Linked DNA regions of Homo sapiens: region 1 is linked to region 2. Evidence: chromatin contacts called from ENCODE Hi-C or POLR2A ChIA-PET data. All regions are on one chromosome and are shown on one strand. Each heading gives the region's core, a stretch centred on a gene start or an enhancer-like site at or near the end of the contact. The rest is flanking DNA. Distances are from core to core; before and after follow the strand shown. Region 1 holds the start of LINC01567 (long intergenic non-protein coding RNA 1567). Region 2 has its middle 33 kb from the start of LINC01567.

Evidence for each region. A loop is a pair of places that touch in the nucleus more often than their neighbours do. ChIA-PET counts read pairs that join two places held with the same protein, here RNA polymerase II (POLR2A). Pooled maps may share reads with other maps.
Region 1: a loop to region 2 is called in a pooled map, with 4 times the contacts of the local background. The contact joins the promoter of LINC01567 here to the enhancer-like site in region 2. A Hi-C loop is called at or near these places in 9 of 168 maps with a recorded cell type or tissue (IMR-90, MCF 10A, aorta and 6 more) and 11 of 50 pooled maps. POLR2A ChIA-PET finds 5 or more read pairs at or near these places in 9 of 52 experiments (AG04449, AG04450, H1 and 6 more).

Annotation. Positions count from the first base shown.
Region 1 is chr16:24,667,789-24,673,874 of GRCh38, forward strand. LINC01567 (long intergenic non-protein coding RNA 1567) reads right to left here and starts at 3,274. Exons shown (of 3, transcript NR_122072.1): 1 at 3,139-3,274. It also overlaps a transcript of TNRC6A not described here.
Region 2 is chr16:24,634,461-24,640,704 of GRCh38, forward strand. It overlaps a transcript of TNRC6A not described here. Among named protein-coding and RNA genes, the nearest start is that of LINC01567, 33 kb to the right of the region's middle. Within about 2 kb of position 1,576, at least 5 of the 41 ENCODE cell types and tissues checked have a DNase peak (open chromatin) inside an H3K27ac peak, as active enhancers do; they include Panc1, where a contact is called at or near this core.

The DNA of each region.
Region 1 (6,086 bases), core at 2,024-4,523, 35 kb after region 2:
AGCACTTTGGGAGGCTGAGGCAGGAGGATGACTTGAGGCCAGGAGTTCAAGACCAGCCTGGGCAACATACCAAGAAAATTTTTTGAGTTAGCTGGGCGTGATGGCACATGCCCATAGTCCCAGGTACTCAGAAGGCTGAGGCAGCAGAATCTCTTGGGCCCAGAATTTTGAGGCTGCAGGGAGCTAGGATTGCACCACTGCACTCCAGTCATGGCAACAGAGCAAGACCCTGTGTCTTAAAACATTACATATATATAGGCTGGGTATGGTGGCTCACGCCTGTAATCCCAGCATTTTGGGAGGCTGAGGCTGGAGTATCACCTGAGGTCGGGAGTTCAAGACCAGCCTGACCAACATGGTGAAACCCCCTCTCTACTAAAAGTACAAAAATTAGCCAGGCGTGGTGGCGCATGCCTGTAATCCCAGCTACTTGAGAGGCTGAGGCAGGAGAATTGATTGAACCCAGGAGGTGGAGGTTGCGGTGAGCCAAGATTGTGCCAAGCCAAGATCATGCCATTGCACTCCAGTCTGGGCAACAAAAGCAAAACTCCATCTCAAAAAAAAAAGAAAAAGAAAAAAAGAAAAGAAAAGAAAAATAAATTACATATATATATGTATATGTATATTTCAGCGCTTGCACTTTACTCAGTGAATAAGTGCAATTTACAAAGCCTTCATGATCTGGGCCAGTCCCTCGGCTCTACCCGACTTCCCCCACTGGGCTTCAGTGCCTCTGAACTACTTAAGCAGTCTGAAACTGGCATCACGCTTGCCTCCATTTTTATCACCAAGGCCATGCTTTCCACCTGGCATTGGCCACCGGAACAATTAGACTCAGCAGAGATGCAGTCTGCTCTAGGGCCTACTTCTTACCCTGCCTTTCCCGCCCCCTCTGAGAAGAGGTAATTATTCACCCTTAATTAAGGCCAGCCATGACCTTAGATGGGAAAGAACATGGAACATTTGATGTCATTGAATTACTCAGTGAGAAAGTCATTCTTCCTTTGGTTGCTTTGCAGCACTTCTGATTAAAAAGGAAAAAGTTTCATTTTGTGCTAGTGTGCCTTTAACACCTCTCTGAGCCTTGCCAACCTCCCTTTGAACAGAGTGAGCCTGAGTCTCTGAAAGTTCAACAGGAAAAGGGTATTAGCTGGAATGCGACGACACAATTAGTCTCGTTGTTTTTATTTTTATGGGTTTTTTTTTTCATGGCAAGTGATGCTAATTTCACATTTTCCACAGTGCGATCCAGATTTCTTCAAACCACATTTATTTGACCAATGAAAGGGGGATCAATTTAAAGAGAAATAAAGCCTTAAATAAATAACAATGTGAGTGGTACTCAGGACTAAAATAGAGAGGGGAAACTTGAGGGATGAGTTTGGGAAAATCCTGAAATAGATCATCTGTACAATCTCTTCTAATAAAAATCCTGGCGGGGCATTCACACTTATAATCCCAGCAGTTTGGGAGACTGAGTTGGGTGGACTGCTTCAGCCCAGGAATTCGAGACCAGCCTGAGCAACATAGTCTCTACAAAAAATTTAAATATTAGCTGAGTGTGGCAGCGTGCCCCTGTAGTCCCAGCTACTCAGGAGGCTGAGGTGGGAGGATCACTTGAGCCCAGGAGGCAGAGGCTGCAGTGAGCTCAGATTGCAACACTGCACTCCAGCCTGGGCAACAAGCAAGACTCTGTCTCAAAAAAAAAAAAATCCTATAGCTCCCATAGGATTCCCTGGTTGTTTGTTGAGTCATGCCTTTGTTGGACACTAGATTCACAGTCTATGAGGGCAGTGACTGTGTCTGGGCAGTGACTGTGTCTTCTCAGCCTTTGCTCCCAGCTCCTTACAAAAGTGCTGGCAAATTCAAGCACTCCAGTACCATTCGTGGGAGAGGACTGAGTCGCCAGTGATTCATCATCCTGTCCTCAGCTGAATTGTGTAATCCCCATGGTGCTGGCAGGAGGAGGAATAACAGTACTTGTTTTAGTAGTAAGAGTAGTAATAGTAATAGTAGCACCAACAGTAATAGAAGTAGTTGTTATAGTAATAATAGCAACCATTTACTGGGTTCATTATATGAGCCAAGTATTAGGCTTAATGCTATATGCATCCACTCATTTTGTTCTCGTTATGACCCTATGAGGCAGCTACTTTTTTTTTTTTTTTTTTTTTTTTTTTAGACAGAGTCTCACTCTGTCACCCAGGCTGGAGTGCAATGGCGTGATCTTGGCTCACTGCAACCTCTACCTCCCAGGCTCAAGCAATTCCCATGCCTTAGCCTCCCTAGTAGCTGAGACTACAGGTGCATGCCACCATGCCCAGCTAATTTTTGTATTTTAAGAAGGGACGGGGTTTCACCGTGTTGCCCAGGCTGGTCTTGAACTCCTGAGCTCAAGCAATCCACCCACCTCGGCCTCCCAAAGTGCTGGGATTACAGGCGTGAGCCACCACACCCAGCCAGCTGTTCTTATTATCTCCATTTTACAGATGAGGACATTGAGGCTTAATGTGGGAAAATAGTTTGCCCAAAGCCACTTAGCTGGGAAGTGGCAGAGCTGGGAGTCTAAGGTCAGTCTCACTCCCAGGTTGGTGCCCTTCAGGACTGCAGAAACAACCCTTCCCGCAAGGGTCTCCCAGATGCAATGCGTTGCACCTTTCTGGAGGCTACGGGGCTGCTGTTTCAGCAATTCATGTATAATTTAAGGGAATTTGGAAGCAGTCTGGATATTTAAATGATGTCTTAGTAATGTAAAAATCTGCTTCTCTTCAATCTGTATTCTTTTCAAATTCAGTAGACTATCTGAGAACTCTCCTGTCTGTACTCCCTCTCCAAATACCTGCTTGGCCCCACCTGTGCCCTGCCCAGCCTCCGATCTCTCTCATTTCACTGAAGAAATGAGATTCGGATGGAAAAATACTGGTACAAGCTTGACCGAGCTTCTCTAACAGACACTGTGCATCACGCATCAGCTGCTGCTGTTGCTATGGTGACAGCCACAATTTCTCCCAGACAGCTTGGGTCTGAAGGGAGGGTGGACCCTTGGGGAACAAGTGGATCTCTCCAACCTGTCAGTCCCTCTCACCTTGCCCGTTTCTCTCACCTCCCCCACTCCCGCCAGCCCCCACACTTCCTTACATGATGCTGACAGGGGGTACCAGCACCCCCAGGCCATCGTAATTAGCATCTGGCCGTGATCCCAGTCTCCTGGCAGCACATTCCTCATCTTCCTCGCCAGCCAATCTCCTTTCCCCAGCAACCCTCCGACAGCACTGCAGCAGCTGCCGCACCGACAGCCTCCGCGCCAAGGTCACCCACCACCAGCACCAGCAATGACGAAGCACCCGCCTGCTCCCTGGGTGGACATGACACCGTTAATGCCTCACTGTGTCTAAACCATTTGGGGTCAGAAAATTGTGATTCTAAAAAAAAGAGAGGTTGTCCTTAGGAAGATGGGTGAGGCTAAACTCCAGTTGCTGGAGGGGCTAAGAGATTCATACGGCTTAAGTTTCATCGCTTAAGGTCTCCAGGAGAGAGGGAACTGAGCAGGAGGGGCATAAGACATTCCAGAAGGGTGAGGAAAGAATGAGACAAGTTTGCGCATTGACGCGGCTTGGACTCTGGGGTGCTGAAGATGCTGGTGGTGATGAGGTGGAGGATGCTGGTTGGAATGATGGTGATGGCAATGGCTCATTTATTCAGCATCCGTGATGTGCCAGACACTGCACTAGGCGCTGTGCAGGCACTATGCCCTGCAGTTCTCGCACTGCCTGGGGAGTAGAATGTGGTACCCATGTGGTGGCTACTGTCACTGCGCCCATTTCACAGATGGGGAAATCGAGCCTAGAAAACACCCCGAGGAAACAATCACACGAATCCAAAATGTGAGATGTTTCCATGACAACTAGCCTGGATGAGCTCTTAAAAATATCAATGTCAGGCCAGGTGCAGTGGCTCACGCCTGTAATCCCAGCGCTTTGGGAGGCCGAGGTGGGAGGATTGCTTGAGCCAAGGACTTCAAGACCAGCCTGGGCAACATAGTGAGACCCTGTCTTAATAAAATTAAAAAATAAAAATCAGTGTCACTTACAAAAGGGTAGAAATCTTTTCTAGAAAAAAAGAGTAAAGAGACAAAAACCAAATGCAATTTCTGATCCTACATTGGATCCTGACCAGAAAAATTAAAACAGTCATAAAAAGACATTTGAGGGACAGTTGGTGAAATTTTAATATGGACAGCATGTGAGATTGTGTTAGGAAATCATTTTTAATTCTCTTCAAGAGTGATTCGGGAGTTGTGTTTGTGTAGGAAAGTGTTCTTTGTTTATTTTATTTTATTTATTTATTTTTTGAGACGGAGTCTTGCTATGTCACCCAGGCTAGAGTGCAGTGGCGTGATCTCGGCTCACTGCAAGCTCCGCCTCCCGGGTTCACGCCATTCTGCTGCCTCAGCCTCCCCAGCAGCTGGGACTACAGGCGCACGCCGCCACGCCTGGCTAATTTTTTTTTCTTTGTATTTTTAGTAGAGATGGGGTTTCACCGTGTTAGCCAGGATGGTCTCAATTTCCTGACCTCGTGATCCGCCCTCCTCGGCCTCCCAAAGTGCTGGGATTACAGGCGTGAGCCACCGCGCCTGGCCCTTTGTTTATTTTTTACTTGTTTATTTTTTTTGAGACAGGGTCTCACGAAGTCACCCAGGCTGGAGTGCAGTGGTGTGATCACGGCTCACTGCAACCTCAACCTCCTGGGCTCAGGCGATTTTCCCATCTCAGCCTCCTGAGTAGCTGGGACTACAAGCATGCACCACCATGCCTGGCTAATTTTTGCTATTTTTTGTAGAGACAGGAGACTTGCCATATAGCTGAAGCTGGTCTCCAACTCCTGGGCTCAAGTGATCCTTCCACTTCAACCTCCCAAAGTGCTAGGATTACAGGCATCATGAGCCGCTGTGCCTGGCCTGTTCTTCTTAGATGATACAGGCTGAAGTATTTAGAGAAGTGTCATGATGCCTGTAACTTACTTGTAGATATACTTACATACATATGCATGTATTTACATATAAATACAGCAAAATATTAACAATTTTTGAACCTAGATAGTTCATCATTGTGTCATCAATAGTACTATTCTGGCTGGGCACAGTGGCTCATACCTGTAATCCCAGCACTTTGGGAGGCCAAGGCAGGAGGATTGCTTGAGCCCAGGAGTTCAAGATCAGCCTGGACAACATAGTGAGACCCTCATCTCTACAAAAAATATTTTAAAACTTAGCCAGGTGTGATGGCACACACCTGTAGTCCCAGCTACTCAGGAGGCAGATGTGGAAGAATTGCTCGAGGCCAGGAGTTTGAGACCAGCCTGGGCAACAAAGCAAGACTCCCTCTCTACAAAAATTTTTTAAAAATTAAAAATAAAAATAAAAAAAGATAGTACTATTCTTTCAACTTTTCTGTGTGTGTACAAACTTTGATAATGAGAGTCCTGAGGGTAAGTAGAAAAGTAAGTAACTTGACCAAGATTGAAGGTCACACAGCTATCAAATTTCAAAGTGAACTCAAATCTGGTCCACTGGGCTTCAAAGCTATGTTCTGGAACTGTGTTCCACAGCCTTCCCAGAGACAGGGCTTCGCTCACCGAGGGATGCCTGTAGGTCCACTTTGCAAGGGGCCATGTCCCAGGCAAAGATAAGGAAGTAGATTCTGGCAGGGTGTGAGAATCCCACCAGCTCGAGCAGTGAAACAATCTTCCAACAACTCATTCAGGAAATTTATTTTATTTATTTATGTTTTTGAGACAGGGTCTCACTCTGTCACCCAGGCTGGAGTGCAGTGGTGCAATCACGGCTCACTGCAGCCTCAACCTCCCTGGTTTAGGTAACCCTCCCACCTCAGCCTCCCAAGAAGGTGGGACTACAGGCCTACGCCACTGTGCCCAGCTAATTTTTCTAATTTTTGTAGAGACAGACTTTTGCCAGCCCAGGGCTGGTCTTGAACTCCTGGGCTCAAGCGAACTACCCACTTCGGCCTCCCAGAATGCTGGGATTACAGGCATAAGCCACCATGTCCGGCCTCAAGAAATATTTTCGT
Region 2 (6,244 bases), core at 326-2,825:
ATACCAGATTCTCTTAAGTGTTTCACACACCTTAAATATTGTAACATGCAAAATCTACACATTATCACTAGGACTATAAAAACGAATTGCTGAACCTAATACAAGAGTATTAATATACCACAGGTATGACTTATTCGGCCATCGTCTCTATATTTGTTTTTACACTTTTCTGTGTTTGTCACATCGCTTCCCTACTAAGAAAACAGAATTGTTATCCCAGGTCAGCTGAGGTTACAAGTCCAGGAACTTCATTCGGGGATTCCAGATTACAACAAGGGATCCAGAATGTGCTCTCCAGGGTGGGGCAGCATCAGCCCCCACCTTACCAATCTTAGCCCTTTCTCATGGTTCAGTGGCACCTGGCCTGTCCATGGAAGATATCAAGCCTGTGTCTTGCCCTAGAATTTAATGTAAATTTCACAATGTAAGAATCATTTACATTTCACATTTAGCAAGTTGGAAAAAAAATCTTATTCTCCATACACTTTTTTCTTTCTTCATTTGTTTTGTTGTTGTTGAGACAGGGTCTTGCTATGTTGCCCAGGCTGGTCTTGAACTCCTGCCTCAGCCTCCCAGAGCACTGGGATTACAGAAGTGAGTCACCTTTCTTTCTTTTTCTTTCTTTCTTTTCTTTCTTTCTTTCTTTCTTTATTTCTTTTCTTTCTTTTTCTTTCTTTTTCTTTTCTTTCCTTCTTTCCTTCCTTCCTTCCTTCCTTCTTTCCTTCCTTCCTTCTTTCTTTCTTTGTAATGCTGGAACTCTATACCCTTCATCTGGATTGTTTTACTTCTTATTCATAAGATTCTGCACGTTTATTTATTTATTTACTTATATATTTATTTGTTTATTTTTGGAGACCTGTCACCCAGGCTTGAGTGCAGTGGCTCGATCTTGGCTCACTGCAACCTCTGCCTCCCAGGTTCAAGCCATTCTTCCGCCTCAGCCTCCTGAGTAGCTGAGATTACAGGAGCCCACCACCACGCCCAGCTAATTTTTGTATTTTTAGTACAGACAGGGTTTCACCATGTTGGCCAGGCTGGTCTCAAACTCCTGACCTCAAGTAATTCGCCTGCCTTGGCCTCCCAAAGTGCTGGGATTGCAGGCACGAGCCACCACACCTGGCCAGATTCTGCACCTTTTTAAAAAATTTTACTTTCTCAATTGTCTCAGCACCCATCATAGACATCACATTTGTTGGTATTCAGGGAAAACAATTACCATTTGTGTATCTGTAAACTCCCAGAACTCTCTTATTATTTCTGAGAGTTTTTGCATAATTCTCTGAGGTTTTACACAAAGAAAGATGATTTTGTCACCTTGTTGCCAGTAGCTGTACCTTATATTTTGGTCTCCATGGTTTTTTGTTTTATTTTTGCCTGAGCTTCCAGAAACATCATCAAATGATAGCAGTAGCTCACATCCTGCATTTTATTTCTGACTTTAAAGAGACAATGCTGGTGTTTTATTGTTAAGGATGATGCCGTTGATCTGAGATTCTTTTATCATCCATTCCTTAATTCATTACATATTTATTGGTACCCATCCAAGTGCATTGGATTTGGCAATATGCAGGGCACTGATCGCCTTGGGGAAAGCAGTTCCAATGGCAGGGTGCCAGCAAAAGCCAGATTGCAGTGGTTTGCAGGGAGGCATGTGACGGAAACCGTCTTCTTTACTGCCTGCCAAGGATTTTCATCAGGAATGTGTGCTGGATTCTTTCTTAATGCCTTTTCAGCATTTATTAGTAACATTGTGGGTTGTTTTTTATACTTGACCTATTGGAATGATTTAACATATTAATATATTTTCATTCATTCATTCAAGAATTACCTAAGTGCCTATGATAAGCCAGACACTCTTCTATTATTGTAATGTTAGATTTGTGATTTTATAAAATATTGTAGGACTTTGTGATTTTTTTTTTTTTTTTGAGACAGGATCTTGCTCTGTTACTCAGGCTGGATTGCAGTGGGATGATCACAGCTCCCTGCAGCCTCAAACTCCTGGGCTCAAGAGATCCTCCCATCTTATGCTCTCGAGTATTTAGGACTACAGGCACATGCCACTGCGCCTGGTTTATTTTTTAACTTTTTTTTGACAGGGTCTCACTATGTTGTCCAGGGTGGTCTTGAATTCCTGGCCTCAAGTGATCTTCTCACCTCAGCTGAGATTACAGGTAGAGCCACTAAGCCTGGCTCTTTGTTTTATTTTTATATCAATTCATAAATATTGAACTGTTTTGACAGTAGTAAGATAAATTTGACTCAGTTATGGCATTTTGTTCCTTAATTTTTAATTACTAAATCAATGGATGCTTATTATTAAAAATTCAAGATGCAAAAGCATGTAAATCCAGAAAGTTCAGATATTCCCTATTAATAGATATTTCTGAACCTTTTTAACTTTTAATTGTCATAAGCTTGAAAAAGTTATTTGTAAGCATTTTATGTAGAATTTTCACATCTATATTCATGGCTGTGGTATAGATATTACAGTAAGAGAGCCATACCTGGGGCCCCATCAGATTGGCCTCTCCTGCTAAATGACACTTTGTTGCAGGGGTTTTTTTTGTTTGTTTTTCTTTTTGTTTTTGAGACAGGGTCTCACTCCCTGGCCCAGGCTAGAGTGTAGTGGTGGGATGATGGCTGACTGCAACCTCAACCTCCCAGGCTCAGGTGATCCTCCCGTCTCAGCCTCCCTAGTAGCTGGGACTTCAGGTGCATACCACCATACCTGGCTAGTTTTAAAATTTTTTGTAGAGATGGGGTTTCACCATGTTGCTCAGGCTGGTCTCGAACTCCTGGCCTCAAGCGATCTGCCCATCCCAGTCTCCCAAAGTGCTGGGATTACAAGCGTGAGCCATCGTGCCCAGCCTGTTGCAGTTCTTGACCCATCTGTGGTCTGGGCAGCCTGGCGTTCCCTCCACCCATGGGCATGCTGGATGCCATGCGGAGGTCACTGAGGTTTACTTGTTCAAAGAGTACGAGCATTGATCTGACTATGACTCCATAGTTCTAGGCAAGGGGAAAATAATACAATAAATAGATTAAATGTACAATATATTAGATGGTGATCAGACCTATGGAGGGAAAGTAAGGAAGGAGGAAGGGAAATGTTATTGGAAGTGAGGGAACCACAGTTACTGTGGGAAGGAAGGTCCCATGTGGGGAGGTGCAGAGCTTTCTTAAAAGAGGACTCAGGCAGCAGTGAGAATGAGGGCGCCACAACCACACAACACAATACCAAGGAATCTCACAAATATCACATCCAATGAAAGAAGCAAGGCACGTAGAGTACATTCCATATGATGCCATTTTTTAATTTATTTATTATTTATTTATTTTTGAGATGGAGTCTGGCTCTGTTGCCCAGGCTGGAGTGCAGTGGCCTGATCTTGGCTCACTGCACCCTCCACCTCCTGGTTCAAGCGATTCTCCTGTCTCAGCCTCTCAAGTATCTGGGACTACCAGCTCGCGCCACCACACCCAGCTAACTTTTGTATTTTTAGTAGAGACAGGGCTTTACCATGTTGGCCAGGCTGGTCTCAAACTCCTGACCTCAAGTGATCCACCCGCCTCAGTCTCCCAAAGTGCTGGCATTACAGGCGTGAGCCACCATGCCTGACTGTGATGCCATTTATACAAAGTACAAAAACAGGCAGCAAAAATCAGTATAGCGGCCAGGCGCAGTGGCTCGCCACTATAATCCCAGCATTTTGGGAGGCCGAGGCAGGAGGATCACTTAAGCCTAGGAGTCCAAGACCAGCCTGGGTGACATAGTGAGACCCCATCTCTACCAAAAATACAAAAATTAGCCCAGCGTGATGGCACATGCCTGTAGTCTCAGCCACTCATGAGGCTGAGGTGGGAGGATTGCTTGAACCTGGGAGGTTCTTTTGAAGTGAGCTGAGATCACACCACTGCACTCCAACCTGGGTGACAAAGCAAGACCCTGTCTCAAAAAACAGAAACAGGATGGGCACGGTGGCTCATGACTGTAATCCCAGGACTTTGGGAGGCCGAGGCAGGCGGATCGCTTGAGGCCAGGAGTTCAAGACCAGCCTGGCCAACATGGTGAAACCCTGTCTTTACTAAAAATACAAAAAGTAGCTGGGTGTGGTGGCATGTGCCGGTAGTCCCAGCTACTCGGGAGGCTGAGGCAGGAGAATCACTTGAACCCAGGAGGCGGAGGTTGCAGTGAGCTGAGACCGCACCATTGCACTCCAGCCTGGGCAACAGAGCAAGGTTGTCTCAAAAAAAAAAACAAAAAACAAAAAACAAAACCTCAGATGAATCCCTGTAATCTCTAAATGGTGTTGTATTTAGTCTCCCTTAAACTGACTGCCTTGGGAAAACTAAAGCAATAACTATTTCTACTGTCATTTTCCTGTTTTAAAAAATCATTTCTGTCTCCCCTCTGGTTATATAAGAATAATAAACTCAGCAGACATCAAAATACTGTTAGGACTTAGGAGGTCAAGTAAAACAAGGATAGAAATCTGTTGCCATTGGATTGGGCAACATGTAAGATCTTGATGATGTTGGTGCAAATACCTTCACTGGGGTGGAGGCAACTGATCCCAGAGTGCAGAGATTTTGGAGAAATAGGATATGAGGAACTGGAAACAGTCAATCCTCACAAATATTTCAAGTACTTTGACTCTTAAAGTTAAGAGAGGACGTACATAGGGTTGATAATTGTTTAAGTGTTTGTGTGAATGTTTGTCATAGAAGATGAGAAAGACGGCTGCGTGTGGTAGCTCATGCCTGTGATTCCAAAACTTTAGGAGGCCGAGGCAGGAGAATTATGTGAAGCCAGGAGTTCGAGGCCAGCCTGGATGACATATCAAAAAACTTGTCTCTATAAAAAATTTAAAAAAAGAAAATTAGCCAGGCATAGTGGCACACACCTGTAATCCCAGCCACTTAGGAAGCTGACGTAGGAGGATCTCTTGAACCCAGGAGTTGGAGGCTGCAGTGAGCTATGATCACACCACTGCACTCCAACCTGGGCAACAGAGCAAGACCCTCTCTCAAAAAACATGAGAAAGACTAAGATATGAGTATGTGCTAAAGGAGAAAATCAGTAGACAGAAATAGATTCATTCACTGATTTCTGCTTTCAATCTTTTCATCATTCACTTATTCACCAACTACTTACTAAATACCTGTTGTACCAGCCGCTTTTTTTGTTTTCTTTCTGAGACAGGGTCTCGCTCTATCGCCCAGGCTTGAGTACATGGTGTGATCATAGCTCACTGTAGCCTCCATCTCCTTGGACTCACTCAAGTGATCCTCCTGCCTTAGCCTCCTGAGTAGCTGGGACTTACAGACATGCACCACCACATTTGGTTAATTTTTGTTTGTTTGTCTGTTTTTTGTAGAAATGAGGCTTCACTATGTTGCCCAGACTGGTCTCAAACTCCTGAGCTCAAACAGTCCTCCCACTTCGGCTTCCCAAAGCTCTGGGATCACATGCATAAGCCATGGCACTTGGCCCAGTCACTGTTTTTTTGACAGTGATAATAGAGAAATGATAGGTGCAATCTCATGTAATTTATGGTCTAACTGAGAAGAGAGAAGTTGCAGACATAGATGAGAGCAAGAATGATAGTTGGGTGGGGGAGTCTTGAATAAAAGTACAAGATAATAGACCAGCCAGCCAGGCATAGTGGCTCACGCCTATAATCCCAGCACTTTGGGAGGCCAAGGCAGGTGGATCCCTAGAGCTCAGGACTTCAAGACCAGCCTGAGCAACATAGGGAGACTCTGCCTCTGCAAAAAATACAAAAATTAGCTGGGCATGGTGGTGTGCACTTCTAGTCCTAGCTACTCAGGAGGCTGAGACAGGAGGATCACTTGAGCCTGGGAGGCCAAGGCTGCAGTGGGCTGTGATTGCACAGCTGCACTCCAACCTGGGTGACAAAGTAAAATCCTGTCCAAAAAAAAAGAAAGAAAAAAAAAAAAGGAAGAAAAAGAAGGGCATGAGGCTGGTCACAGTGGCTCACACCTGTAATCCCAGCACTTTGGGAAGCTGAGGCGGGTGGATTGCTTGAGCTCAGGAGTTCGAGACCAGCCTGGGCAACATGGCAAAGCCCCATCTCTACCAAAAATACAAAAAATTATCTGGGCATGGTGGTGCACGCCTTTGGTCCCAGCTACTTGGGAGGCTGTGGCAGGAGGATCGCCTGAGCCCGGGAGGCGGAAGTTGCAGTGAACCAAGATCAAGCCACTGCACTCTGGCCTG